Regions from separate parts of the Mus musculus genome. Here regions 1, 3, 4, 5 and 6 are each linked to region 2. The links are chromatin loops, found by intact Hi-C in ENCODE. Cell type or tissue: left cerebral cortex. All regions are shown on one strand. Each heading gives the region's core, and the rest is flanking DNA. Links, peaks and the distances in the headings are about the cores only. Region 1 has its middle 34 kb from the start of Gm34097. Region 2 overlaps Gm34029 (a long non-coding RNA gene). Region 3 holds the start of Gm34097 (a long non-coding RNA gene). Region 4 overlaps 4930467D21Rik (RIKEN cDNA 4930467D21 gene). Region 5 overlaps Antxr2 (anthrax toxin receptor 2). Region 6 has its middle 37 kb from the start of Gm33969.

The links. Hi-C counts contacts between places; a loop is a spot of excess contacts. Peaks named below come from ENCODE experiments on the same cell type or tissue, not always from the same donor. Only the 100,000 strongest peaks of a DNase experiment are listed, where the experiment ranks them.
Region 1: a loop joins it to region 2, with 2.1 times the contacts of the local background. A loop is called at or near these places in 2 of 42 quality-filtered maps.
Region 3: a loop joins it to region 2, with 4 times the contacts of the local background. A loop is called at or near these places in 2 of 42 quality-filtered maps.
Region 4: it touches region 2 in a loop (2.6-fold over the local background); 2 of 42 quality-filtered maps call a loop at or near these places.
Region 5: a loop joins it to region 2, with 10 times the contacts of the local background. A loop is called at or near these places in 2 of 42 quality-filtered maps.
Region 6: a loop joins it to region 2, with 3 times the contacts of the local background. A loop is called at or near these places in 2 of 42 quality-filtered maps.

Annotation. Positions count from the first base shown.
Region 1 is chr5:97,878,483-97,883,558 of GRCm38, reverse strand. No RefSeq gene overlaps it. Among named protein-coding and RNA genes, the nearest start is that of Gm34097, 34 kb to the right of the region's middle. In left cerebral cortex, for the core only: no CTCF peak of the experiment used is centred there; a DNase peak (open chromatin) is centred at 3,038.
Region 2 is chr5:97,639,342-97,644,417 of GRCm38, reverse strand. It overlaps Gm34029 (a long non-coding RNA gene), which reads right to left. Exons shown (of 2, transcript XR_389368.1): 2 at 1,253-2,478. Among named protein-coding and RNA genes, the nearest start is that of Gm34029, 5.3 kb to the right of the region's middle. In left cerebral cortex, for the core only: a CTCF peak has its summit at 2,054; DNase peaks (open chromatin) are centred at 1,098, 1,577, 1,960 and 2,595; H3K4me3 peaks cover 971 bases; H3K27ac peaks cover 2,004 bases.
Region 3 is chr5:97,846,330-97,851,405 of GRCm38, reverse strand. Gm34097 (a long non-coding RNA gene) reads left to right here and starts at 4,449. Exons shown (of 6, transcript XR_389369.1): 1 at 4,449-4,532. In left cerebral cortex, for the core only: no CTCF peak of the experiment used is centred there; DNase peaks (open chromatin) are centred at 1,589, 2,167 and 3,709.
Region 4 is chr5:97,551,802-97,556,877 of GRCm38, reverse strand. 4930467D21Rik (RIKEN cDNA 4930467D21 gene) reads right to left here. Exons shown (of 8, transcript NR_045981.1): 5 at 2,186-2,303. Among named protein-coding and RNA genes, the nearest start is that of Gm34029, 82 kb to the left of the region's middle. In left cerebral cortex, for the core only: a CTCF peak has its summit at 3,548 (motif pointing right); DNase peaks (open chromatin) are centred at 1,166, 1,804, 2,379 and 3,550; H3K27ac peaks cover 1,005 bases.
Region 5 is chr5:97,898,350-97,903,425 of GRCm38, reverse strand. All of the region lies in intron 16 of Antxr2 (anthrax toxin receptor 2), which reads left to right. Among named protein-coding and RNA genes, the nearest start is that of Gm34097, 54 kb to the right of the region's middle. In left cerebral cortex, for the core only: no CTCF peak of the experiment used is centred there; DNase peaks (open chromatin) are centred at 892, 1,727 and 2,123; H3K27ac peaks cover 1,070 bases.
Region 6 is chr5:97,286,850-97,291,925 of GRCm38, reverse strand. No RefSeq gene overlaps it. Among named protein-coding and RNA genes, the nearest start is that of Gm33969, 37 kb to the left of the region's middle. In left cerebral cortex, for the core only: no CTCF peak of the experiment used is centred there; DNase peaks (open chromatin) are centred at 695 and 2,257; H3K27ac peaks cover 615 bases.

The sequences.
Region 1 (5,076 bases), core at 679-4,678, 240 kb before region 2:
GACTAGGGAGCAGCATCTGTCATCTATGGTTAATTACTATTTTGTTAAGAATATAAAAGGTTTAAAACCTTATATTTCAAGTTGTTGAGAAGTTTTTCTTTTATTTCCAATGAACTTTGTCCTAATCACTTAAAAAATCCTTATCAGATATAAGATATGAGTGTCTCTGTGAACTGAATTTCATTATCTGAATGTCTCTGACCTGTATTTACTGTTCAGAGGTAGACTAATTTCTTTAAGATTGAAGCACTATCTGTATTGAGGAGCAAGTTGATGGAGACATTTCTAGTTGGTGGTTTTACAGATATTATGTTTGGAAATTCTAAAGACAAAATATAATAAGGTTATAATACAAGTATTAGAAACCATTGTAATTTCTTTTTTATATTCTGGTTAACCTTTATTAGATTTTCCTTTCTATTATATTAACAAATTTATTAGAATTTAATTACTATGCTCGAAGTGTTGTATATATACACACAGGGGAAATGTGTGTTGCACACACACACACACACACACACACACACACACACACACTCTAAATGCTTAGACTAATTGGAGCATCTGTTGTATAGTTAAAGGAAGCAGTAGGCTCATGAAGCTAGGAAGTGCTGTCTGTAGTCAGTGTAGCTATAGTGAAGTCTCATTATATTAGTGTTGTCTAGTCAATTTCTATGGAATATTCTGAGAACATTTTAATTTTAGTATATTTCTATATTTACTAGAATTTTATTCAGTCAATTGGGTAAAAGAATGAATAAATTTATTGAAAACCCATAATGTAACAGGCTTCTTGCTGTTTTGTAAAATATATTTTTTGTACTCCTGCCAAAAGAATATTATAATGTGAAAGAACAAGGTATAGAACATACATCTCTATATACATGTTCATATATAAGTTGCTTTCCTCATTTATCAGGATGGGAAGCAGGAAGGGATGTTCTGTGTGGACACCTAGTGAGCAGGTGGCTGGCTGGCTTGAGAGGCCAACACTTCAGTCATACCAAAAGTTCCTCCCAGTTCTGATGTTTGCATGAAAATGATGAAATCAGAGATTTTAGTGTTTATTTCAAATTTGTCATGAGTGCCTTCTTCCTTGTAAAGTTTGATAGTATTAGCTCTGCAAACTGCCAGTTTAGTTACAGAAAAGACATTGAACTCTAACATATAAGTTGACAATTAGTCATAATGGTGTAATTTCTTAGTCAATGTTTTACAGAAGAATTTGTTAGAGCAACAGGTACTATAGTCATATATGACCAAAACCTCTCTTAAGATAAGCAAAACATTAGAAAAGGTATTTAGAGTTTGTTCTGGTCTTCCAGTCTCACTGGGTGTCTTAAATTTTCATATACAGAGGCAAAAGAAAATCCCTATTCTGAAGTAGTTATGAAATCATTTATATATTATAGAAATTTAAAATGTATACTTCCCCCAGTCAACACTAGACAAAAGGAAAATCAAAACAAACGAAAAGCCCACTTGATTAACAACAACTATGCCTGTGTTATGTTGTCCATAGCACATAGTCAACGAGAACTCTTTTGTTGAGTGATTTAGTGTTTAGCATCTGGAGTTTATTCACAGAATGAGCCTTGCACAGACTTACCCTGGTCTTAATGTAGATGACTACTGGAAGAATCCTATACCCCCCAAATCCTAAATTTTATCTCCTAATCGTTAAAAAGTTATTTATATCTCTGATAAGTTATCTTTGCAAGATTGCAAATGTTAGTCATAAATAGAGCAAATTTTAGACATGACTAGAATGTATATTTAAATATGTTCAACCTAAGTAGAAGTATTAGAAACTATTTCCCAGAGGGCAGACCATTAACAATAAACACATCTCTTTCATGAAGGCAAAGGCGGGGGTGGGGGTGGGGGTTGATGGGAAACAATAGATGTGAATGGAAGGGCTGAGCACATTCAAAGCCACAGTTGATAAAGGAAGCTGTTGCATCCTGTGCTCAATTAGGGACAAATCTAAATCTCTTGGCAAGCTCATGGATTCCACCATCTGATTTGTAAAAGCAACTGGAGAAAAACTCAAAATGGGAAACAAAACTGACCAGTTCTAGCAGATGACGCCTATAAATGGAATTTTGACTTGAATTTCTGATGTGAAACCAGACAATGACGATGATGACACTCAAGTTCTCTTCAAGTTATTTTACTTTTAAAAACATCTTTTTAATTCTAAAAGTTTCTGCTAATTAAACAGAGCAATGACAGACCTTCGTTTTCTTTAAATACTTTGTTTGTGTGAGGCTGTCACACAGAAGGAAGGATTATATTTTAAACAATATGCTCAAGTGTAAAAATCTTCAACAAATTCTTAATGTTTTTTTATAGGAGAAATTTTGAGGAGTTTTGTAATGAGCATCTTGAGCCTTCTCTAAGGAGAAAGATATTTCAGGAAATTGGAAAGAATTGTAAATAATTTAAAGAAGCTACTGGGGACTGCACCATGACCTACAGCGTACCTTTGAGGAGATTCAGTCACATATATCACAACACTAAATGCAAACTTAGTGCAGCATCATGGTGGCTTAATAACTCAGTGTACTGCCACTGCCCAGGAACTACTAACCAGATGCATTTCTAACACTAAACCAATCCTTTCAAAAGTTCTTATCAAATGACAGAGAAAAGCTGATTCCTCGGGCTTCCCGGAGACATACAGTGCATGTCTCAAGTTCCTCAAACAGGCCTTATGAACAGGCTGGGGGTCAATTTTCTTTAAAAAATATTTCCCATAACTTCAAAAATCAGTGTGATATATCTCACCTCAAGGTTATAATCACATATGTTCATAATTTCTTGCTTTGAGAAACTTTTAATACCAACGAAATTGAAGAGAGATAGTTTATTTCCCTTTCCCATGGCTATGATGAAGCTCTACATATTTAGTGTTCCAAACGTAACACAAATTTATTTTCTCCCTGATTTCTTTTCTTTGCCTTCTTCAGCTTCTATTGCCGCCTACAATCTTTAGCTTCATCTGCCTCCAACGCACCGCACACCAACCTTCAACAGTCTTCACAGCAGCAGTTGCCTTTGGTCTCCGGCTGCCATATAAAGACCATTGCGACTGTCCTGTGTTTATTCCCATAATTCAGCAGGAACATTGCCTGAAGGTTCCCTTTCTCCATATAGAGTAACAATCATTAGTTCAAGGGAGGAAGACACGAATGTTGCAAGGGTCTTTATTTAGCTCACGCAAACCTGTGAGTTCCCTTTTTTAAATAGCTACTTTTTTTTTAACCTATCACCATAAGAGACCTACAAGCTAGGCTCAGCTCTCCGTGTTAAATCCACCCCTGTGGAAATTCATTATCTTGATACGCCATGACTGGAGCCGGGAGAGACCCTCCATTTGCTCCATTCTTTTGTGCTGCGTGTTTTGTACTGTACTTAAGACTTCACACAATGAACTGAGCTAAGGGTTACACTGCTGGAAGATGTTTGCCAGATGAAAGATCGCCCAGGAGATGGAAGCATGTGGTCAGAGTTTTGTTTCCTCCAAAGCATTTGTGCAGAAGGCCATACGTTAACTAAGTTATTCCTGGAAAGCTTTCTGCTGTCATTCTGAAAAACATTTAAGAAGGTATTTAAATATCACCAGAGACTATGGGCAAAAATACACTGATATTCTAATGCTAACATCAGTAATAGACATATGGACTTCAACAGAACTTCCTCCCACCTGTTAACTGTTTTTCACCCATAATTAAGAATGTTCTCATAAGAACTTGTTTTAAAATTGAAGCAAATCTCACATATATATTAAAGATTGGTAAGCAGCAATTATAAAGATAGTCATAGGTGTGATAAAGTATAAAATGATAAAGATGAGTTAAAGTCTAGGTAGATTGAATTGGTAGAAAAATTATTAATTTTGATCCAGGAGGTAGGAGACATTTTTGTATGTTTCAGATTCTATATCAGTACTTACACACTCTTTTTAAAAAGTACATTTACATATTTAACAATATTATGAACTACTTAGGACATAAACCTTTATATGCTTTGTGAACCTAAGACTTGGCCTGTATCTATAGAGTATCTGAGAGTTTTAAAAAATGTCTTTATGCATACATCATTCTCTCTTTTTTTTTTTTTTTTGGTCAAAAGGTATATTCTAAGTGCATACTAAGTGTAGCATGCTAATTTTGCTAGAACCTATGGAAATGTTAATTTGCATTTTTAAAACATGCTTAGAAGGTGGAAGGGCCTTCTGATGATACTCAGTTGAAAAAGTTATTCTGGCATGAATCCTGAGTGGTCAATTTAAAACATAAACCGGATCATGTACAATGAGATTTCATGCTCAGTGGGACCTGTTTTATGTGGCCAAGCATAGATAAACTCTGTTCCACGGTACCTCATTTTGCCACCACACAATTTCCAGTGTATATGAAGTCTTAGTGATGAATCATGAGGCCTGTAAACCATTCCATTTGTTGCAAAATATTACGTTTGCTTAACTTACAGGAAAGTTAAACCACATAAATTTAATATCCTCTGGGAGAGACAAGGCTGGTGTGCCTGCCAGGGCAAAGTGGTGCTTCTGGAGTGCACTGTGTTTAGGACACTTGAAGACTGTTGGTCTAACATCATTCAGAAGCAGTTACTATTGGATAGAAAAACAAATAGAACTCAAAACACTTAAGGGATAATTAATTCAGAATCTTAACTTTAATTTCTGAGGAATGTGGGGTGAAGTAGCTCTTCACAATGGAAAACCAAGAAAGATGACTATATTTGTTTTTACCTTGTGATAACACTATGTTCCAAGTTTATATTCTAGTCTGTATCCAATACTTCTCTTTCTGACCCACAGGGAGAAGAACAGTGGTATTTCAGGGAAACCAGGAAATGCCCTCTTAGAATGTCCCCAGCACTCAGGTCTTCATAGTGCCTACAGAATGATAGAAACAGTTTTGGGGCCAGAGTCCTGAGGGCATACAAAGTTGACTGGGCTTCATTCCAGAGATAAAAAGGACTATTTGAAAGATGAAAGGATTAGAAGTCAATGAGTTTCCTTTCATCATGAAGAGAAAGGAGCCCAAA
Region 2 (5,076 bases), core at 389-4,388:
TTATCCAGAGCTTCCTCATTCAGTTCTGTTTACATTCACCAAGTAACCAACATTCTTCCTCACCTTATTGAAAATGTTTTATCATTACTTAAACATTCACACCTCCTGAAACACAACCACTTTAAAAAGGGAAGATCAATTTGCTAGGCAATGATTTTAAAGCATTCCATTTTGTTGCAGAAAGTTAGTATCTGTGTATTTGTTCCTAATGCCCCTCCAGAATGTATGTCCTAAAGTGACTGAAGCCAACACCTATTAACATTATTCTCTAGGTAGCTCCTCTGCTGTTACTTGAAAAACATCCCTTTCCTTTGTATATCATATGTATTTTTCTTTAAAGGACCATGGTCCAGGAAAACAGGTTTAGGTTATCCAAAATTCCATGTTTCAATGTAGAAGCAGTTTCATAAAGTTTTATACTGTAACAGAACAAAGAAAGTCATAAATAATGACCAGTTTAAGCACACTGGTGGATATATCTGAGACATGGTTACAGAGAGGTGGGAAAGTTTTTGCATAGGCCTCAAATGCTATTTGCTGACATTTTTACCTCTGAGGCTGGTAAAAGCTAGGGCTCTACTAAGTTAATAGGTTCCAAAAGGTTTTTATAAACTAGTCACAGGATGTTAGTTCAGAAACGGAGATGGGCAGGGAATTGCTATTCCAGTTGCTAATGCTAGGCCAAGATAAACTGTAGTTAGCCTCTGGACCTGCAACATCCTAACCTCCCTACATCCCTGACTCTCTAGCAGTCAGTCAGTCTTGGCAAACCAATTGTTTCTTCTTTCAAGGAATTTTCATTCACAGCAATGTCATGTACTTTTAAGAACACTGACAGAAGCATTTTCCATGCTCATGAAGAATTATTTTTTAAAAAAGGATACAAATGAGAAATATTCCAGATATTACTTTTTAAAAGTTAGGGTATAATTTCAATTCTTTGAAAATACTATGGCATCTGACTCAAGAGAAACTGCTTTCTAAGTAATAATTTCTAACAATTTATTTAATATACAGAAAACTGAATCACAGACTGAGAAACCAAATAAAACCAAGCGGCTGGTGAGTAAGTGGATCTTAACCCAAAGCTCAGCATGAGTCAGGTTAGCATCTCAGCCGTGGAGGATGAAACACCTTGTGGTAGGAGGAGGAGGGAATGGGGAAGAAGGGGAGGAGGAGGAGGAGGAGGAGGAGGAGGAGGAGGAGGAGGAGGAGGAGGAAGAGGAGGAGGAGAAAAGAGACATCTACTAGCTGCTTCACACACTGTTTTTATTTTGTCCAACTGATGTCTTGGATGCTAGTTAGTTTACTTCTGGTACTTCCAAGAAAATAAGATTTCATCCATTCATTCATTCCGTAATCATTTCCTTAGAATTGGCTCCACGATAGGCATTCACATAGGTGGGGTTGGAGAGAATTTACAGGCTGGCAATACAACCTCATGTTCAGCAAGTTAAGCACAGATGAACCAAGAGCCTCCTAATATCATCTTGACCCCTTTCTCCAAGCAACCGCAATACAGAACGCAGTCCTGGAACCACACTGCCTTGTTTTAAACACCACCTCTCTCCTTGCCCTCACGAAAATAAAACACTGTGTCTTTCTGCTGGAGGGTTCTAAGATGTGAAACGGCAGTACTTGCTTTACAAATCGCTGTAATGAGCAATTAGGTATATTTTCAAATAACTTGAAATTTTCTGAATCAGCCAAACATAAATAATATTCGCTAAACATTAGAGTCACGGGGTATTATGTTTGCTCCCTTCAAAAGTGAGAGCCCTTGGCAGCAGCTCCAAACATGGCCCGATCTCGCGTTATTTTAAGTCTTTCTCGGTTCCCTTCCGTGTCCTTTAACTCGCGTGGAGCATCTCATTTTCAGGCACTTTTTAGTGGCTATTTCTGCAAACAGAACAGCTAGCAGTTTGGTGATGAAATCAGGGCAGTTTGAGACGTCGCACGCTAACTAGTTACACTGTACAAAGCCTAACAGTTTGCTTTCTGTTTTTAAAGAAGCATTCGTTCAGCCATCCTTGCGGCAGCACATGTAATTGAAAAGAGGCATATGGAGACCAGCATGCGAAGCCTAACAAACACTTCAGAGTGGCTTAAAAACTATGCTAATCAGTTTAGAAAACCATGATCATTTTAATCTAAAAAAATAATAAAAAATAAAACAAAATACAAAACTTTCTTAAACCTATGGTGATTTTTGAAGCAATATAATCATTCCAGCATTATCTAGAATTGGCTTTATTTTCTCTCGGCCTGGAAGGTCCTGCAAATTATAGAAATGGAAGGAATGAGAACACCCATGACTTGTAGTTTCTGGAGGACAGATGAATTCTTAAGGGAGATAAGCCAGGACACCGGCCCACGATCAGGGTCGGAGTGCACACTGCTCCTAGCAGTGGCTTGGAGACCCTCGGGTGGGCTCACGACGCGACGCTCCTTCCTCTGCAAGAAGATGCTGAGCATTACCTGAAAGCAAGGAAGGCATCAGATGAACAGACCTTTATAACAGAATGTGCATCTGCCAAGACAAAAATACACGGCAAGCTTCTGGTGTTGGCGCGCTGACAGTATGAGCAAGCTGTCTTAGGAGTGATTTTGCAAATCATTTGAGTTTAAATTCTATATAGGCCGTAGGGCCCCTGGAGCATCACTTTCTATATTTGGCCTCCCCGTTTAGCTATGTTTGGAATAAATAGGCTATGGATCAAAATCATGGCCTTTAAGAGTTTTGCATACACTGACTAGTTCTGCCTATGCATCATAGGTGGATTGGGCGATGCATGCCAGTGTACGCATGCATACACATGCACTCGCAAGGCTTTTAAAGTGTATTTTTAAATCCCCTCCCCTCAAGTTCAGCTCTCTGGCACTTCATAACCCACAAGCTGCTGTTTCTTTTTCCAGAGAAGTTCAGTTCGATGGAGGGGCCAAGAAAAATGAGCCCAACTGATGACTGCAATCTCGGGAAAAAATATGCTTTTTATCAGAGACCACATGTTGCCAATGCCAATTAAAGTGAAGCTGGGAGATTTCATCAGATTCCAACCTGGAGAGGAGGGACAACATGCCAAGTGTAAGAAAGGAAAAGTATGCTTCAGGTTGTTCATTCAAGGTGAGATCCAAACATTGAAGGTGGGCAGCAGATTGTTAAACACAAGATTTAAAACAAAATGCACAGCAGAGGTAATGTCGTGGATTTTGACTTCAGCTGACCTAGATGGAATCCTGGCTCTGTAACTGACCTGCCGGAAAAACTTTCCCATCTACAGCACTTAGTTCCCCTATTTGTCAATCAGGGATCACTGAACACTACCTTAAAACAAAAGCACTTAAAAAATATAATATTGTGAATGAAAGTACCATTCTCATAATACTTCCTTAGAAGACATTGGAGACAATTTTTTTGATTGTTGGTAGACGTACTTACAAGTAGCCTCACTTTGTTTCTAAAGGATTATGGATCTTTACATCCCCAAACCCTAGTAAATATTCTTTCCATTGTTTACGTGTCTTTTAATGTTTGGTAAGCAGAGTAATAATATCATGATATGATCCTATACTTTTGTTCTGGACATCAGTTGATGTCATATTTATGTATCCATCTCATTGCATCCCGTCAGGAAGTAGTGTGCTGAGTGTTAAAAGTTTCACTTCTGTGCTAGTTACTTCTGCATGGCTGTGATAAAAGTGACCAACAGAACTGGAAAGGAAAGAAGATTCGTGTTGGCTGGCTTGGGGGTTCAGAGGATTTCAATGCATAGTGAGAGACGGGCTCCATTTATGTCTGCCGAAGCATAAGCAGACGTTGTACCCATCACAGCAGACCAAGAAGCAGATAGCAGGAAGCAGGAAGCAGGAACCAGTTCACCTTCAAAGACCTGCCCATCCTGACTTCTGTGTACAAGCTGGCCTCATGAATTTGATCCCTGAAACTCACACAGTGGAAGGAAAAATTGTCTACTATCTCTGGCCTCTACACTTTCACCAAGGTGTACACACACACACACACACACAGAGAGAGAGAGAGAGAGAGAGAGAGAGAGAGAGAGAGAGAGAGAGAGAGAAAGAGAGAGAGAGAGAATAAATGCAAAAAAACCACCAAAAGTAGGAGGAGTTTCTTATTCAAATGAGCATGGCATTTTACCCTAAGAAGTGGACATGAGGACTGTAATTTACAAAAAAAAAAAAAAAAAAAAAATGGCTGGATACTTTTTTCCTGCTTTCCCATGTGCTGTACTTATGAGAAAATCATCCTCATAACTCCTTCTATTAGTCCAGAAGCCTCAGAAATCATTCACTTTTCTTCTAGAGAGAGTCACCATGCATTTTTATAAGAGGTGAGAAAAGCCTCTTACTCAAAGTTTTCCTTTAAGCCACTTAAGGAATTGGAAGTTTTGAGGATCCTGTCTTCAGATCAGATGCGGACTGACTTTGCAAAGCCTGAGGTGGTGCCAAGGCCAGTGATGGAGAAGGTCTGTGCTCCTGATTGGATCTCAAAACACTAACCATGTACATTGTGTCTATTTCCCTGGATGCTTTGCTCCTATCCAAATATAGATATTCAATTACTCAAAATGGTTACATTATAAAATAATGCATAATAATATCTGCAAAACTGATGTTTGTTTTCCAGATTTTATTTATGGAGACTTGCAATAAACAATTTTTGACTTTATATCACATCTGTAAAATGAAAGTTCTTGGAAGACCTTTGAGTGTTCAGAAAATAGATCAAATGGCTTTGAAGAATTGTGCAGTTGAATGCAAGTCTAAAGTGAAAGCAAGAGCTGCTTTTGTTTGCCTGCTGCATTAATATGCTGAACATCTGAGATAGTCAGAAAATGTATTCTAAATTTATATATTAGTTTTATTATCTTCTATGTTTTCTCAGTGAGTGGAGTGTTTGTTAATGTCAAAAGGTACTCCATATAAAATAAAAACTGAGAGTCAAAAATGCCTTTCTTCAAAGGCTTCAACTGTTAAAAATATATATATTTGTAGATGAGGGGAATGCCCACTTAATAAACTGCAAATGTGAGACAGAGATGATAAACACAAACTCAA
Region 3 (5,076 bases), core at 343-4,342, 210 kb before region 2:
TAGCAAAGACAGTCAGCAGTTGTCCCAGTAGGACACATTGGTGTCAGCTGGCTTTGAGTGGCCTTGTGTCTTCGTTGCTTGAGAGGTCTCAGAATACTCTGCTGAAATCTCTGTGTGTGCATCAGGCCCAGGTGCCCATGCAGTCTGAAGTTTACCTAGCTAGCTTACCTAAAGCTTACTGGGAGTAACTCATTTGACGTTTCCTAAAAATAATACTCGTCAGACAACATCTAAGGCATGATTTGACACATACAGTCCTAAAAACTGACTTGAAAATATGTAGTCCTTCCTTCTTAGTCCAGCAACTTGCACAGTTATGAGCAGCAGATGGTGAAGGTCGAAGTGATGGAGGGTGGACAAATGTTGCCATTCTTCATGGAGAGAGTCTGGGAAGGCTCAGTCTATGGAAACAGGACTTTCTGTTTTTTTTTTTTTTTTTTTTTTTTTTCCTTCTCATGAGCTTCTCTCACTTTCCAACTGAATCATGACATGTTTCAGTAGTTTTCTTGGGTGGTTATTGTTGCTATAGGCAATAATCATACATTGCCCCATTATTCAACATTACCTCAAATCACCTCTTAGATTCCAAATTCTACCTTTCTTGATAGTGTCCACGTCATACTTCCCCACTGGAATAAAATGGTTGAAGCTAGAATCTTCTTTGTCCTACATTAGTCCCAGACCTTTACTTTTTTTTTTTTTTAATGCTTTCATTTAAAGAAATTTTAAGGCATTTAATTTCACAAATGCGCTAAGGAAGGGGGAAAAAGGAAAATTACTACTCATTTTCTGAATGTTAAAAGCAAACATATTCTTAGAATTTATAAAGTATTATTTAGCTTAAAATTATTTCATAAACAAGTGTTAGGGGAGTGAAACATTTCAGCAAGCAGGTGGGTGGTTAATCAGAAAATAAGTCTTATCCTGACTCATGTACATTCCCAAAGGCTTGGATTACTGCACAGCGGCAACCTTCCCAAGACCACAGCAGACAGACAATAGAGCACAATAATCAAGCAATAAAGAAGGAAGAAAAATAAGCTATGAGCTTTATGTTTTAAATCACAAGGCAGAAGTCATAAACCATTGAAAAATAGCCAAGTAGCAGATAGTATTTCCACAATTTCCATGTGATTTTTAAATCTAATCTAACAAAAATAAATTGTTTGTAAAACAAGTTTTTGCGAACTGTTTATAAATATTTAAAATATTTATATGTAAATATAAAATTTTTAAATATTAGTAAAATTCCCCCCCAGTGGTATCTTGCCTGTTATGCTAAAAAGCTTTTTAATTAGCTGATAGCCACTAAGTAGTTTGCTTAACAAGCTATAGAATGCCTATTTGCGCACAATGGAAGCAATGATGTCTTATAGCTTAAAGATTAACAGAAGAGATGGGCAACAACATTGCACCGGCAGATGATGATTTCTAGGAGGGAAAAAGGCCAATGGTGCAGGGAACACAGAGCAGCTAATCCTGCTGGAAGCCTCTCGGGTGCGCAGACAGGAAGAGCAAGTGCGATTGATTTGGATGAGGAAGGTGTTAAGAGAGTCTTTCCAAGGAGAGGAAGAAACATAAAAAGTAGGAGAAGCTTGGCTCACACCGGGAATTCCTTGTTAAGAGTAAGTCATGTGTGGGTGCACGGGCTGGGCATGCAAATTAAGGTGAACCTATCAGAGCCCATGCCTGAAGTCATTGTGGATTTATCAGTACAACTCACAGCAAGATCAAGCAGGTGGTACGAGGACACATGGGTTAAATGGGATTACAACTGAGATAGGAAGAACATTTGAAAGGATGTTGGAGTAGGAGAGTTAAAAACAAGGATGGTCCCAAAGCAAGGTAGTCAGAGCAGTGTGGGTGAGGACAGATCACTGTAAAAGTGAGAATGCCTTGATATGAGTAGGAGGGCAACGGAAGAAAGTAGGTCAGAGGTGACATTCAGATCACTGAGTTCAACAATAAGTGTGATCCTGCACAGAGGAGCCAACGGAAAGAAAGTGATCTGGGGGGTGGAGGGTAGACCATTCAGCTGAGATAGGTCTTATTTACAGCATCATCTTGAGATTTCCAGTGTAAATACCCACAAGTAGTCTCATGTAAGGGTTGAGGAAGCCATCCCTGCTAGAGATGTACAATTGAGAATGATAGCAGTTGACACCACCCACCAGCATGAGTACTTTATCCAAAAAGACTGGATGAAGACCAGCCCTGGAGTGATGCTGAATCTTTTATGCAGCTGGAGAACTGGAAGTTACAAAAGAGACAAAGAGAAGTAACTGATGAAGGGTGAGGCTGGGCTCCTGGAGTCAAGGGAGTTGAAAGAAAGAATGAGGGTCATGGGCTACAGTGCTGTGAAGATATTAGGGCTAGAAAAAAAAAGAAATATGATTGCATAAATTGGCATTTAAAAAATGTATAGATTCAAGAGTTAAAAATTCTTGTTTTTAGTGAGTCTGACAGAAATCAGATAGAATCTAAGAGACTTTCAGGCAACTTGGAATGCCTGGCCATGCTATCTGTACATGCAGTGCTGTGGTAGGAGTGAGTGGTGAAATACCAAGCCCTCAACTGCAAATCCTTTCTTCACTATTTATTTTAAAGGAGAAGACACTCAGAGGTAGTTAGGGAGAGAATCTTTTACTTGCAGAGTCTGAGTGAGTATTCTATGTGAAACAGAAGGAAGAGAGGGAGAGGGAGGAGAGGGAGGAGAGGGAGGAGAGGAGAGGAGAAGAGAGGAGAAGAGAGGAGGGGAGAGAAGAGGAGAGGGAGAGAAGAGGAGAGGGAGAGAGACAGAAAAGGTGAGAGAGAACAGATATAGTGAACACGTGGGTGTGAGTGGCGACATGTGAAATCAATTTCACTGGATTGTAGTTTTTCTTCATTGTAGAAGGTGAGCTGGGGACCTCTGGCTGAGAGTGAAGGATGAGAGCACACAAGAAAGGCTTTCGAAAAGCACTTAAGAATGGTTGATCTGTGGAGGGAGAGATAGATTCGTTTGGAACCCACAACAGGATTTTCTGGAAATGTTAAGGGCCAGCAGATCACCATTGCCTTGTAGTGATATAGAGAAAACCAGTTTGGTGATATATTCCCATCCTATACATTTTGAGTAGGAGGGCTTGTGGTATCGCTCATGCTGAGGCTACAGCAAACAAGTGAGGTAGAAGGAGACAAATAAGGAAGGAAGAATCAAAGGCCTGATTCAGGTGAAGGTTATTTTGCACATGGGATATGGGGACAGGAGAGTGAGGGGGAAACTAAGAATGGAAGAGTCAGTACCTTTCAAGTTGCGGGAGGGTAAGAAAGAAAGTTATTAACAACAGGAATGAGATGGGTAGAAGAGAAGAAAAATGCCTGAACTAGACAGAGCCAAGTCTGTAGAGCATGGTCTTTGGGTCTTGTCTCTATTAGGAACTTCTGTCTATTAGGCACTTATCTCACCCAAACTTGCTGTTTTATCTTGTCTCTGGGTTTGCCCTGGGATTTTGTGTCTTAGTGTCTCTTTGGTCTTCTTGGCTCTCTCTATATGAACTAACGCATGAGGAATTCAGGAAAATCACTTTCAAAACACAGGATCCTCCCCGACCTACAGCTTTCTCATGCTGAGATCTTAAAAACGTTCAAATTCCAGACTGCGAAGTAGCACTCTTCTACCTAAATAACTTTCCATGTAAGTCATCAAAATCCATTCCGGTACTTCCAGATGGGGGAAGTGACTGGAATCCTTCCGCTGTAGGAGAGGGCTTGTCATCCTCTGTTCTCTCCTTCCTTTCTCCTACCCACCTTCACCAAATGCATTTTCAAGCTTTCCTGAGGATTTTGCTCCAATTCCAAGAACTTATGGTTGATTTATCTCTGTTTGATTTTGCGAAATGGTACAGATACTCAGCTTCTTCCCAAAGCAGTCTTGATTCTCACATGCCTGCTCACTATGTCAGTTCACACTGCTAGATACTGTCGGCACCCTCAAAACCCAGAGGCCTTGACTTGATGGTGATGACCATGTTGCTATGGTGATTCTGCAGCTGGCCAAGTGCTTACCAGTTGATTTTTCCCAGCTGGAATTTTTTACAATGGCTTTGCTAAGAGTGAAATAAAATACATTTTCCTCCTCACATGAATGCTGTAGCAAAGATGGATCAGTATGGAATTTCGAAATAACCAACCCTGAGGAGAAAACAGGAGAAACACGAGAAAGCTTGTGGGTAGGGGAAGTCTCTGGAACCTTAAAGACCACTAATATTTTTGTAAGGTGAAAGAGTAGAAGACAACGAAGCTAAACTTGGCCTGTCTTTCACAGAATAGATATTATTACAAGTTTAGGAACATTTAATGCATATGCATGTATGCACAAAATGTATATAAAACTATTCGGTTATGAACATCTTTGTTACTCACTAGGCTAGAGTATAAGAAATAAAATTGTGTGCTAGAGTTGAGACTCTGATGCTTGGACTAAGAAAATCACCTGCAAAATTGCTTCTGCTTCTAACTCTGAAGACTACATTGGCATTAAGTCAAATGAGGTAACAAGATTCACATTTTTTTTTCTTCTGTTACTTAATTTGTTGCCCGGAGTCTTAGTTACTTGTCTTGTTGCTGTGCCAAAGCCATCTAAGGGCAGAGTGTTTTTTTGACTCACAGTTGGAAGGTAGAGTCCATGGTAGGGAGGGAGTCCTAGTATGACAAGCATATTGGGCATGATAGATACATTAGTCATATGGTGTCTACAGTTAGGCATCAGAGTGGTGAGTGCTGGAGTTCAGCTAGCTTTTGTCTTCTTACCAAGTCTGGAGGCCAAGCCCAGAGAACATAGCTGTCCAAGTTTTGAGTTGGTCTTTCTACCTGAGACAACATAATGAGGAAAACGCTCAGTCATAACAAGCAGTGAGTCTAATCTTGATCATTGTTCATGACTATGCCTGGAGTTTTTCTCCTAGATGTTTCTAGATCCTGTCAAATTGGAAACCAATATTAGCTGCTATACTCGGGGACCTCACAGATATAAAAGTTAACCTAAAAATAAGATAGCCAGATTGTCAGTAGGTATGGATGATACCTGTAACTTCG
Region 4 (5,076 bases), core at 697-4,696, 88 kb after region 2:
ATTCCATCAGCTCTGAACTCATTGAAAATGCAAATTGTAAACTGTTTGAAAAAAAATATGTAATCCAATTTTAGTATACACCAAAATGTTCAGTAAGGTGCTGGGAAATTAGAAATAAGACATTAATTTTTAAAATTTCACAACACATATTCTTGAGTCACTATTAGATACAATAAATTGAAATATGTCTAGACGGTGGTGTGGAGATGGTCCTGGGATGTCCAATAAAAACACAACCATGGAACGTCTCATTAAAACTCAGCAATCACAACCAAAGTTTCAGTATGTATGGTATCTGGATTTGGTCTTCAGTGAAGGGTATTAGAGGGACAGCAGAAATCAAACAAACAATAATAATTGGAAATTACAAGTAATAAATATTTACTAACAAAATATCATGGTGATAGTAAAATTTCATTCATTCCTTCTTGACAATAGGTTGAATATTTTTCATTTTTTTTCTTTCTGTTTTGTTTTGTTTTGTTTTGTTTTTAGAGACAGGGATTCTCTGTGTAGCCCTGGCTGTCCTGGAACTCACTCTGTAGACCAGGCTGGCCTCAAACTCAGAAATCCACCTGCCTCTGCCTCCCAAGTGCTGGGATTAAAGGTGTGCACCACCACGCCTGGCTTTTTTTTTTTTTCCTATTTTTAAAGCTATAAAATGTACTTGAGGGTTAAGTGTGCTTTGTTCCCTTTCAGTAACTGATTTCTGCAGATCAAGTGGCTCTTTTCATATTCATCCACCTGCTAATCTGGGATCATTTTGAAACTGAGTGTGCAGAAAAAAAAAGAAGAGATCACAAAGCTATTACATCTTGAGATTTTTAAAAATATAAAACAATAGAAAAATAAGGACATACTCCAAATGACTCATTTGTTTCTTAGTTCTCCACCACTTAGTGACAGTAGCTGGGAGAATAAAGGTATCACCTCCTTGGCACATAGGGTTCCAGGAAGGACACAATTCTATTTCCTTCAGCCTCACCATAAAGATAACTTATTTGCTTCTAATTAATGAGGACCCAGAGTCTTTCTTCTCGGCACTGAGCATTGCCTCCTGTTCTGTCTATCTGGACAGGCTAGCTGTGTGTAGACCAGTTTGTGAGATTCTGAAGTCAGAACTCTGTGGCTTTGCAGCAGTGATAAACCCTACTTTTGGTAACTGTGAATTTATGTTCCAAAGTGGCATAGACTACGCATAAGCTGCCACAGAAAAAGCAATAGCTAGGTTAAGTTTTTTGGCTGTCTTTAGGGATCAGTAGTCCCAGTGTTTGTTTGCCAGTCATTAAAAAGAACTGAGGGGGGCTGGAGAGATGGCTCAGTGGTTAAGAGCATCGACTGCTCTTCTGAAGGTCCTGAGTTCAAGTCCCAGCAACCACGTGGTGGCTCAAAACCATCCGTAATGAGATCTGATGTCCTCTTCTGGTGTGTCTGAAGACAGCTACAGTGTACTTAGATATAATAATAAATAAATCTTAAAATAAAAAAAAAGAACTGAGGGTGTTCTGTTTGTTTGCTTTTGTTTTGTTTTGTTTTGTTTTTTCCTTTTCCCTTAGTGGAACAAAAAGCTCAGATTAGTGATACAGAGTGGAGATAAGAAAAATCATGATCTGGGAAATGGGAATTGGACTGAGAGCGATTGGAAATCCAGTTCTCTCTGTCCCACAAGCACCGAGCTTGCATGAGGGTGTAAACCATGGGTATCCGTCAGAATGCACACTGGTGAAAGAATGCTGTTTTGTAGGATGGAGGTGAATCTTCTCTGGCTCCCTCACCATCATGTCATAGCATCGAATGGTGGAGAGAGCCTTCGATATGATGCCATTTCTCTTTAATTTCTCATCAGTGCATCATAAGGTAATTAGGAATGCATGCCCTAATTGGGGAAAGCAAAGGAATGTGCTAGGTTTGAGAGAGAAACATTCGGGGCTCCAGGAGAGGTCCAGCCTTCATAGGGCAGCAGTATGCCTGCAAGCTCTGTTAAATGCATAGAGACTGATGTATCACACTGCTGCTCATACTTGGCCTATGCCAAATACACTTTCCAAAAAGCCAAATGATTAAATAACGGTTGCGAAAGAAAGCAAGGAGCTGAGGCAAACAAACCTAGAGAGCAAACGTTTGGGAGAAAGCCTTGAGCGAAAGTAACGGCCATGCTTTGTAAAATCAGTAAGGTGATTGTTACCTTTCTAAGTCCTTGGGGAGAAAATTATCTTAAAACGCATTAAGCCTGTCTCTCTCTCCCCTAGTAAATCCAGTCAACAGAATTTAAAGTTGGGAAGAAGCCCAGAAGGTTTGAAATTCTGTAAGGAAAAAAAATAAAGAGTATATTTTTAGAATTATGGTAACAGCTGCTAAGGAATGTATTTCTATTTGTAGTTAGTCTGAGCTGCCTAACATGAGTGTGTGGTAGAGAAAGATAACGCGGACAAGGCAGGAGGAGAGAACACGGCAAAGTGAGCACCGTCTTTGCTTGTTGTTAAGGGGGAAAACTGAATACTAAAGATGGCATTCTATCAAAATAAAACTCCAAATTACATACCCAAGAGCTCGAATTAGCTATCTAGCCTTCCCAGTTTCTGAGTCTCTGTGTTTCTTAACTATTTTTAAGACTTTCCTAATGGAAGCTTAGGGAACATTTACATGATAACATAGGTCTGATTTAAAAATCATCTTCAGACATTCCTACCTGTGCAACTGCTTGTCAAGTAAGTAATCTATCAGAACTGTGTGTAGCATGCTTAGGCAAAGGTTCCATTGACCTACCAGATGATTCTGCAAATGGCTAAATTAATTGATCATTGATTATTTTCTTATGGTATAACTTTAATTTCTTGGTTTTATGAATAAGCATGGAATGAATCAAAACACTATGCACTGCAGACTTTTTATGTGATGAAATGCGTAACAGAGTCAAGATTGTGTTTTTTTTCCAGCTGGGCAGTGGTGGCGCACACCTTTAATCCCAGCACTTGGGAGGCAGAGGCAGGTGGATTTCTGAGTTCGAGGCCAGCCTGGTCTACAAAGTGAGTGCCAGGACAGCCAGGGCTACACAGAGAAACCCTGTCTCGAAAAACCAAAAAAAAAAAAAGTTGTGATTTTTCTATGATTGGCTGTTTTGACAAGTAATGACATCATCATATGTCTGAGAAATGATTTTTAATCATGCAACAATGTATATATTTATGGTATGTTTCTGGTTCTTAAGCTTCTTTCAACTTTGGAATTAGAGGCAGAGTCTCTTCTTCATGAAAGTGAGCATGTTTTTGCTATCAACGTCTTCCATACCTGGAGCCAACCTATCACTAACATCAAAATTATATACCATGAATACAGTTTGTAATCTAGGTACTGCTAATAGAAAAGTAATTTATTGTTTCAAAGGTTAATAACATGTTATGACTAATACAAGACACTAAATGGTTATTTGTGAAAGGCAGTGTATGACAATGTTTCATGCTCTTTTTAAGATTTGTTTATTTTTATGAGTTTGCTTTGCCTGCATGTATCTATGGACAATACATGGGTGCAGTGCTCACAGCGGCCAGAAGAGGGCAGTGGAACTCCTAGAACTGGGGCTACAGATCGTTGTGACCACCTTGTGGCTGCTGGGAACAGAATCCAGCTGGTCTGAAGAGCATCCATCCGGGACACTTAACTTCTGACCCATCTCACTAGTTAAATCATAACAATTATTCATTGATCTGGAAAAACACATTTTGATCCTTAGTTTTACTTTTCCTCAATTGTATTGGAAATGTTCTGTAGGTTTATAGATTAGACAATTAATCTGGAATAAAGTCAACACATTATATTTTTCTAATTCTTGTTGTCATTGTTTTCTTTTAGTTGCTGTGATAAAACATCTTGGGAAGAAAAATCATAATTTCACCTTCCGGGTTACAATCGGTCATCGAGGGAAGCCAAGGCAGGAACTTGGGGCAGGAACCTGGAGGCAGGAACTGAAGCAGAGACCAAGCAGTGATTCTGCTTACTGGCTGGCTCCTTATTCCTTGCTCGTGATCAGCTTGCTTTCTCGGATAGTCCAGGACCACTTACCCAGGAGTGGCATCTTGTAAATGAAGTATATATTTCAGCTAGCCCACATAAAAGACACAGAAGCCTGGTATTTTATTTACAAGGTAAGCCTCGATTGGTCAGATTCTATGCAATTCTCACCTACATCCAAACCATGCACCCTTCCTTCCACACTTGCTGTGTGAGTCTCTCCTGGGCTGCTTCTACTCCAGCAGTCTATAACTCAGAGCGCACTTCTCTTGGCCACATGCTCTTGGTCCATCCTGTCTAATGGAGACCTCCTGATCCCTCATTCTTCTTTCTCCTTCTCCCCCATGGTCTCTCTCAAGACCCCTCACTTGATTGTCAGGTCCTGCCTTCCTCTCTCTACTGCCCGATCACAGGCTCTAGCCTTCTATAAACCAATAGTTTTAAACTGGGGAGTAAGGGTTACACAACAAAGGACCCACATTATATGCCAATATGTTGTTGGATATTTAATAACTTCATTAGTTCTTATTATGACCTGGGAGCCCCCAGTAATCGCGACAGAGCCCTATCGACTTATTTAATCAGTCTTAGAAGTTATAGGGCAATTACCTAACCTACTTTTTCTATGCTGGACTAGCTGTTTCCCAGGTGTGCTCCCAAAGAGACTATTAGTTAGCAATCAAAATACTATTTATTATTTGTTGAGTACTTTTATATATCAAGGGCAACTCTAAGAGTATTGTATATTTAACCTCATTTTATTCAACCTCATGTTATTCTCAAAGTTAAAGTACACCAGAAACTGATATCATCTGGAGTATGAGGAGTTTTAATTAAAAGAAAATTATTGCCCCGAACCATTGGTATCTGAATGATGAAATCTAAGTCTAGAGTTGAAAGATTCAAGCTGTTATTGTAGGTTTAAATGACACATTTGATATCTATATCTGACAGTAATCATTGATTATAACTCCCCCAAAGGTCATGATGTTTATTATTTGAATTTTGGTTCCTATTTTGATTGACAAAATTGCCATAAAGAGTATACTAATACTATCACTCTAGAAT
Region 5 (5,076 bases), core at 556-4,555, 260 kb before region 2:
GTATTACTAGTTACAACCTCCACACTGTATGTCTTGAAACACCTTTTTAAGTGAGAGTTTGTATCCTTCAACCTACTTTATCATTTCCCTCTGCCTTTCTGTCCTTCAGCATTCATTGCTTGCCATCACCTAATTGCTCTGTCTGACTTTTAAGAAAATATTTTGTTTCTGAGTGTGATCATCTTGTCCTTATCTTTCTGTGTTCAGCTTCTGTGACTTTGCCCAATGTCATCCTGATTCAATTATGTTGTTTTGTTTGTTTGTTTGTTTTTTAATTTCTCCCCCACACCTCTCCCTCTTGCTCCAGCCCCACTTGCTCTGGCCCATAGGTTTGTTTGTTTGTTTGTTTGTTTGTTTTGTTTCTCATTACAGATGGTTGTAAGCCACCATGTGGTTGCTGGAATTTGAACTCATTTGAGCAGTCAGTGCTCTTAACCGCTGAGCCATCTCACCAGCCAGCTTTTTTCCCCCCAGTGCCCCCAATTATGTTGTATATGACCAAATATTCTTTTTAAATGATGAATAACATCTTTTGTATATACCACATATATTTTTTTCTTTTCCTTTAAAATTATGTTCATTTTAAAGAAATAAGTTGTATAAAAATGTTTTTCTTACTTTTTTTTTTTAAGTCTACTAGTAGACACAGGTTGCTTCTGTACTTTGGTTACTGTGAATATTTCTGCCAGTATTTCTGTACACACAAGAGTGCTGTTTTTCCCCTCCCAGGCATTTGGACTGGCATGGGATACAAATACAAAGGCTTTATGTTGGGTGAGATAGAATAACTTCACAACAGATTTTCTATAGAAGAAATGTAATCGGACATCTTAGTTCATTTAAAAATATCTATAGACGTGCTATGTGCAGCTGTCTCGTTTGATGAAGCTGATGTATTTTTGCAATGAAATAGATACTTTAGCTTGCAACTCTTTAACAGAGCTTTATAAATCCTCCTTTCCCTTTTCAGCTTGAAGCCAGAACTCATCCTTTGCGTCAGTGTGGCAATTTCTCCTCTTCCTGACTTGTTAGCACACATGACCTTCTGCCTGTGTTGTTGACATGTAGTTTGTGAGAAGGTGGGGCCAAAACTGAGAGCTCTTGAGATTGAGTTGGGTATATTAGAAATGTGATATAGAAAATTGTTTTGTGTAGGTAGAGGTGGTTGGCTTGTTCTATTTTGATAAAATAAAACTTCTTGCTAACCCATTAACTAAAACCCTTAAAATTGTAACAGAGACATGAGACTGGTTAGGTTGTCTATGCTTAAGGTGCTGTATGCAATTTCTCATCTATAAATATTTGTTACTTAACTGAGTTGTATAGCAATCAGCATTGATCTCATAATCTTGATAGTTGGTACAGCCATTGTTTTAAATATTAATTTTTAACCTCTCCAAATTAAAAAAACAGTAGGACATTTATTTAAGGACCTACTACCTAAGCCCATTTGCTCTTAGACATAAATTGTCTCTTCCCATACAAATGCAGAGCAATAAGAGAAAAAAACTCCTTCCAAAAGTCTCTTTGTCTGGAGAATTGGGAAATGATGCTGAATTGTATGCTAGACTTCGGCTCCGAGGGGCTTTCCTGTTCATAGACACTACCTGATCCAACTGCCAGGCAGACGTAGTAGTTACCCGATGCTGCCTGCCAGCTGCAGCAGCTACTCACAGACTGGTTTAGATGTGTCCTTTATTGCTGATCAGTGAAAGCTGATCTTAGCCATATATGCAAAGCTCTGATATAATCCCTTTGACTGTGGAGGTGAGGTTCACGTCCCCCAAAGACTGGGATGTTACCTATAGACGTTGTGAGTCCCTGGGGGATGGTAAGATTATAGAAAACCATTGTGCTTCCATTGGTGTCTAGTTTTCTTGATACACATGATTCGAGATCACTATAAAAGCAATAGGTTTGCATGGTGTTATCTTTTAAACCAATATTTGTGCCTGGAATTCAGATTTGCTTTTTCTTATTTCCATATGCTCTGTTTTAAACATATGTTAAGATGTTATTTAAAACTAGAAGCACTGAAAAAAAACCCACATAAAATATGTTTTCTTCATTATCCGAGGCTTCGGTGCCATCATCGTTTGGAGTGGGAACGAGAATGTTAAGTTATGTCTGTAAAACAGATTTCAACAGCACCAAATAGAATGCACAGCTGGCTGTCATTCTCCCAGGTGCACTGGTGTTCTCGGAAGAGACTGTTTGAAAATGCGGATATAATTGGCCATTCTTGGGGGGTGCCAACGCCATAATGTTCACTGAGTGCTTTCCAAGTTCCAAAGATTAGTGTTGATTTTGCTGGAAAAAATGTGATTAAAAAAACATACATTCCACATTTCAATCTAAAACCTACACTGTTGCTGTTGGGTTTCCATATAGGTACCATTCAAATAAAAGGATACTGTCATTTCACAGCCTTTCTGTCTGTCGTGGCAGGCTGTTTGGTGGTATATGGCCCCTCAGCAACAGCTTTACAGTTACATTGTAAGACTACATGATATTTAATACCTGATTTATTTGCTTCAGTCATCAAAGGGGTATTTTCAAGTGACAAGTTGTGTGTGTACATGTGTGTGTGTATGTGTGTACATTTGCATATCTGTTGAGACCATAGGTAGATCTTGAAGTGTCTTTCCTCAAGAACCATGAGTATTAAAATGAGACTGGGTTTCTCACTAGCTTGGGGCTCACAAATGAGGCTGGGATAGTTGAATAGTGAATGGCCCTGAACCACCTGTGTCTTCCTCCCTAGGACTGTGATCATAAATGCATACCACAAGGCCAGGCTTTTGTTTTTATGTGGATTCTTGGGCTCAAACTCAGATTCTTTTCCTCGTGCAAACACTATACAAACTGTGTCACACCCCCAAATTCTTTACATGATAAGGCTTTGAAGTTCAATCCACGGAGCACAAACTTTACAAACATTAGAATTTATATCATCACCATCCTTTATTGAAGTTACAGCTTTCTCATCTTTCGTGTTCCCAACTCCAGAGCATGCCTGTGTTCTGTTCTTGCTATAGACTACTACTTACTTTAGTCTTTCACCTCAGGAAGAATAGTGCCATTAATGAAACACAGATGACTTTCCTCATTCACTGTTAACAAGGAATGGTAATTAAAGTTAGTTTATTAAGTTTCATTACTAATTTTTAATTAATTGTGTATATGTGTGCGTGCATGCATATGTGCCTGCTCTGAGTGTATTTGTGTATACCAGGTGTGTGGGAGGCTGTGGCATTAAGAAGAGGCATGCAACCACCTGTAACTGTAGTTTCAGGTGGTTTTGAGCTACCATGTGGGTGCTGGGAACAGAGCCTGAGTCCTATGCAAGAGTAGTAGGTGCCTCGATCTATTAACCCATCTCTCCAGCTCCAGGTTTCATTATTTTAAGAATATTTGTGTTATTTTTTTAATCCAAAATTAACAAATGTTTATAAGTTTTTAAAAATTACTGCCAACTTTGAGCACTTTTTAAAAACACTGGTTTCAGAAAAAAATCTGTACCAAGTGTTCTACATTCTCATTTTCATATTTAATGACATGAATGAGAAATCCCTGATTTGGTTTGGTTGCTGGAATTTTCACAACATATGCGGCAGGGCTATGCTTCTTGTGTGAAGGAGCATCTTTCAAAGACTGATTAAATAACATGGACAGAGAGGGGAATAAATGCTCATGTTAACTGCACCCATTTAAGCCTCTGCATCCTGCTGTGAACAGTGGCGGGGCTGTTCCTCCCTTGCCCAGGTAGGGTGTATGTGGAATTAAGAATTGCTGTGTAACTGGCATATCTACTTCCCTCCATTGTCTCTGTCTGCTGGTGGCTTCCACCATGAAACAGACCCAACCTCCTGCCATCTGCTGTGTGTTCAGGACTGACATCAAGGTCAGCTTCTCTAGGATGCCTGCTGTTGCCCGGTTTAGAACGTTTCCAGCCCGCGATCTGTCCACTTCTCTGCTGTGTCAGTTGCTGGGCTGCATTTGAAAATCCATATGACAAAGGAAAGCAGGAGGACTCTTGCCCAAGGGGTGGTGGTAGCTACTGATTAATTACAAGGCAAGTTAGTGGGCAGTGGCATGTAGGTCTGTAGACATGATGTTTGGCAAGCCAACCACTGCGTTTTGCTTTATAGGTCACTAATCAGTGTGTTGTTAAACTGAAGTTTCAATATCCCTACTAAAAAAATCATTTATAGGAGTCAGAGAATATTGCCTATATAGTTTAAATTTCAAAACTGATTCAATATTTCTTTTTCCTTTTAATTTTTAGAAATATATATATATACATATATATATATATATTTACTTACATTTTTGTTTATTGAGATTGGGTCTGTCTGTGTAGCCCTTGCTGTCCTAGAACTCACAGAACTCACTATGTAGACTAGGCTGTCTGAGAACTCACAGAGATCCACCTGCCTCTGCCTCTAGAGTGCTGAGATCAAAAGTGTGTATCACCATGCCAGTCTGTGATTGTACACTTCAGCAATAACTCATTCATCTGGTATTTTATCAGTTGTACTGTAGGATGATCTCTGAATTAGTATTTACAAGACAGTAATGAGAACAAACCAAAACAAAAATATACAAACAAACAGAATGAAACTGGGGAAAAATGTCACGAGGTTTGTAGTATATGAAACAGAATGATGGGCTGGAAACAAATTCCCAAGCCTGGATGGCTAAGAACAAGAAAAAAAAAACTGAGGCAAGGAGACACTTGCCATAGAAGCATGAAATACTGACTTCATATCCCCAGGGCCCATGCAAAAGGAGGACACGGATACCTGCTCCTGAAGACCCAACATTGCAGGAGACAGAGAGAGGAGGTTCTCAGAGTCCTAAAGGCCACCAGCCTAGGTCCAGGTTCAGTGAGAGTCACTGTCTTTAGGGAACAAGGCAGAAGACGGAGCAGGACATCTAACACACATGTAGATCACACATACACTCTCTCTCTTTCTCTCTCTCTCTCTCTCTCTCTCTCACATACATTCTCTCTCTCTCTCTCTCTCTCTCTCTCTCTCTCTCTCTCTCTCTCTCATAATATAAATGCACATA
Region 6 (5,076 bases), core at 594-4,593, 350 kb after region 2:
AGGTTGAAACAAGATAATCACTGGGATCTGATGGCCAGCCAAGCAGCTCAGTCAACTTGACAGGCTCCAAGCCAGCAAGAAACCCTGTGGAAAAGTGAAGGTGGTTTCTAAGGAACGTTTGAGGTTGTCCTTAGGTCTCTAGACACAGGAATGCACACCAACATACGCACGCACATACACAGAAAAAAAATCATGGGAAGAAGAAGAAGAAGAAGAAGAAGAAGAAGAAGAAGAAGAAGAAGAAGAAGAAGAAGAAGAAGAAGAAGAAGAAGAAGAAGAAGAAGAAGGACAAATTCTACATACAATATGATGCCAATTTTTGTTATATAGTTCATATAACTGTATATAAATCCTCATGTATTATGTACGCATATATAGCATGTGACATCTTTATTAACATAGTTTTCAGTTGTGATATTTAGTTGATTTCCAGAAAACATCGCTGTTGGGAATTAGACAGAAAACAGACATGCAATATTGCAAAGCCAAAGATTCTGCCCTGAGCCTCCTGGGTGAAAGTTTCACAAAGGACCTAGGAGTCTAAATGAAAGATGAACACCAATCGATGACAAGAAAACTCACAGGGTGGGAGTTGCTGTTTGAGTTTGTTCCCTGCCACAGGATCTCTAACTCTGAGTTCTCAGCACTAAGCCTTCTGTCTCTCCCATGGCTTCTGTGTGCAAGCCAACTTTCTTCACACTCTCCTGATGTTTCCTCTCCTAAGTAACACCTATCCATCCCTCCCATCTCAAACACCACCCCCTTCTGTAAGGCAGAACACTGTCCAGAGAAAGTCTTTTATGAAAGAAAAGAAAATCTGTTTCTCCCTTTTATGCTTATCAAGAATGTGATTAAGTAAATGATCAATAGCCTTATCATTTCTCCAGAATTTATGGTTTATGAGGGAAGGGACCAAGGCTGTCTTACTCACCTCTGTGTCTGCAAGAGCCACCAGATGACAACAGCAGACAGCACAGAAACATGTGATTGGGACAATCCTGCACTCTTGAAATGTCTGACTTATTTAAATTTCACAACATCTATGTCCTATTATTAACAAAATTATCCTTTTGTGGGGTAAATGGCACCTGAGTCTCACTCTAGCCTAGAACTCATGACATAATCTAAGCCTGTCCTCTAACTACTGGTAATCCTGCTGCAATGACCACCCAAGTGATGATGTTACAGGCGTGAGCCACACACTCAGGCAAACTTTCCTTACTTTAAAAAGGGGGAAATTGAGGCACTGAGACTCAAAGTTACATACCCAGTAAGAGATTCAAACTCACCTAATCCAGCATCCTTAACTGAATCTATGCCTCCCTAGTGTGGTTCCCCCCATAAATATTAGAAGGATGGATGAGAAACACATTAGCAGTAAAATGTGTACTTGCTATAAATTAAGCACCAGCAGGGACATGCCCTGTAGCAGCTGTAGCTCACATTTCATGGTCACCTGACCATAAAAGAGGCAGAAGACCCTAGCCTTACTATGGAAACACCAGGAACAAAGCCCCATAGACACCCTCATTAAAAATTCTATTATAATGAATTCTTGAGAATAATAGACTGGTTGGGATTTTCAATTCCAATGACAGGAATGTAAGCTTAAAAGGCTTAAGTCAAGGCACATATCTTTTGTAATACGCATATGCACCTGCAGCACTAATTATAGCAACTGACCAACCACAAAGCTCACTCGCATGCTCTCTCTCCCCCCCCTTTCTCCCTCTCCCTCTCTCTCTCTCTTTCTCTCTCTCTCTCTCTCTCTCTCTCTCTCCCCCCCCCTTTCTTTCTCCTTCTCTCTCAGCATGCTCTTATTTCCTGTTAAAATCAGCTTTAAAAGAGGGTCCGTAATTACAAACAAGTTGTGCAGAATAATCAAGCCATTATTGTAATGAGGATGATTCTTGCTAAGGCTTATTTTTAAAAAGCCAAATTATAGACTCCCAGTCTAAATTGTATCTGGGTTTTCTGTCACTTGCTTTCAAATTTAGTCCTGATTTGCATTTCGCCTGACCTACTAGTTAGAGCACAAGTTCACAGAGCCCCTTCTGAAGCAGTAATGAGCGTAGGCACTAAGCAGCATGTAATTGTGTTCAACTGCATGCAAGTGTTTACTTTTTACTGCTGTGCGTCTGCCTCAGAGATTGTTGAGATGCAATTATGCATTGCAAAATTTGCAAGTTGCCAGCCTTGCCTGGACTATTTTTGCCATGTTTCACATTTAAACTGCGTAAGTGCATAAGTAGAGGTATAAACAGCCAGGTTTTCCAGACTAGAAAATTACTGTTACTTAAATGGCAGAATTTCTGCTCCATGGTTTCCTATTTCCATGCCTTGCCTCAGTTACATATCTTTTTAACCATCTGTTTCTTCCTGGCGACCAGTGACAGGGAAGCAAGCAACTGTATCTGCATTACTGTGTGGTTTGACATCTGGTGTCTAAATCCAACCGTGGTATTTATTTGTGAATCATTTAAATATGAGATCATATTAGTTACACTTGCAGATGACGTTTCATCAACATCCTCAAGCCTGTTTATGCCCAGATTGCATACCGTTTTACCTAGAAAGAGAAGAAGTGTGTTTTCCTGCAGGTTGTGTATAAGTTGTATATGTGGATATAAACGTGTGTGCATGTGTGCATGTGTGCACGTGCGTGCGTGCGTGCGTGCGTGCGTGCGTGCGTGCGTGCGTGCGTGCGTGTGTGTGTGTGTGTGTGTGTGTGTGTGTGTGTGTGTGTGTATTCACCTGTGAGGGCTTGTGTGGAGGTCAAATGTTGATACCAGGATCTCTTCCCCAATTCCTTCTCCATCTTGTTCTTTGAGACAGACTCTCTCCTTGAATTCTGAGCTTGCTGAGTTAGCTAGGCTGGGTCAGCAAGCCCCTAGGAATTACTCCTTTCAGCCTCTCAGCACCCGGTATGACATCACATGCAGCTTGAACATGCATTTAGGGGAATCCTAGCTCAGGTCTTCATGTGTGCATAGCATTTTACTCACAGAGCTAGCTCCTTGGCACGATATAAACTATTCTAGGTTATAAAAGTAAATTACATATGAATTAAATGAATTAAAATAGAAATGATGCCCATATAAGGAGTTACAGAGACAAAGTTTGGAGCTGAGATGGAAAGAAGGACCATGCAGAGACTGCCTCATCCAGGGATCCATACCATAATCAACCACCAAAGACAGACACAATTGCATATGCCAGCAAGATTTTCCTGACAGGACCCTAATATAGCTGATTCTTGTGAGGCTATGCCAGTGCCTGGCAAATACAGAAGTGGATGCTCAGAGTAATCTATTAGATGGAACACAGGGCCTCCAATAGAGGAGCTAAAGAAAGTACCCAAGGAGCTGAAGGGGTCTCTAACACTATAAGAAGAACAGCAATATGAACTAACCAGTACCCCCTGAGCTCTTGTCTCTAGCTGCATATGTAGCAGAAGATGGCCTAATCGGCTATCGTTGGGAAGAGAGGCCCTTGGTCTTGCAAAGATTATATGACCCAGTAGAGGGGAATACCAGGGCCAGGAAGTGGGAGTGGGTGGGTTGGGGAGCAGGACTGGGGGAGGGTATAGGGGACTTTCAGGATAGCATTTGAAATGTAAATGAAGAAAATATCTAATAAAAATTTTGAAAAAAAATAGAAATGCCATAGGTAATTGGTGATGTTCAATGCACATCACAAAACTGACCAGTGTTTCCAGAGTTGCTGACATGCTCCTCTTGGAGAGCGCTATTGAATCATGGCACAAAGCTATTGTCCTGGAAGAGGGTGCTGCCGAGCCTGGCTGACCTGGAAATGGTCACTGTGGTCCCAGGAAGGAAAGGATTCTGAAGACCCCCTCTTTTCTTGTAGCTACAAGTGTGCATTCAGAAAGGGACTAACACAGAGGAACTTGGTAAAAATGTTCAACGTCCTTCGCCATCAGAGAAGTGCAAAATAGGACCATTTTGAAATTTCATTTTATCCCAGTCAGAATGGCTAAGACAAAAAAGAAACAAAAACAACAAACAACAAACAGACATCCACAACAAATGCTGTGGCTGTGGTTAAGTAAAACACTGCTCACTGCTGGTGAAGGTACAAACTGGCACAGCCACTATGGAAGCCAATGTGGAGGGTCAACACAAAAGTAAAGATAGCTCTACCTCAGGATGCAGCTATGTCACTCTTGGGCATCTGTCCAAAGGACTCTCTAAATATTCTGCAATAGAGACAGCTGCTCACCTACATTCTTTGCTGCTTTCTTCACAACATCACGGAAATCTAAACAACAGAACCGCCCACCATCAGATAAATGGGTAATGAACATGTGGGCATTTACTCTGAAATATTCAGCTACTAAGAAAAATAAAATTCATGTGTAAGTTGGCAGAGCTGGAAGCAATCCTTCTAGCTGAGGACTCGAACCTGGAAAGACATGTGTCTCACATTTACTCTCATTGGAGGGTGTTAGTTTTGAATTTTCAGATATGCATATTTTTGGTATACCTTTGGAGCCCAGAAAACTACTAAGGGCCATGGGGAGGGTCTTTCTGAGGAGGGGAGGCAGAACACACTGGTGTATGTGGTGAAAGGGGAACAACAGGATGGGAAGGCTTGTGCTGGGGTTGAGGAGGGGAGGGCAGAGTACAGGAGGGAATACCAGAGGGATGCACAATACCAAAGACCTCAGGAAGAAGTCAAATGGAAATCTACTACTTTAGATGCTTCCTAATGTCTCTCTCTCTCTCTCTCTCTCTCTCTCTCTATATATATATATATATATATATATATATATATATATATATATATATATATATACACACACACACACACACACACACACACACACACACACACACACACACAAACATACATGCATACACAATACATACAAATTCCTAAAATAGAATTGCTGAGTAACAGATCAGCAATGCCCCTCCTAGGGGTGGGTTATCTCTTTTGGAATTGTTAACCTATGATGTTTAGTGGTCTATAGAACTACCAGAGAAGTAATCCCCAGTCTTAGTTGTGAACTACAATGACCAGCCTCATGACTTATGCCTTCTCTTGCAATGG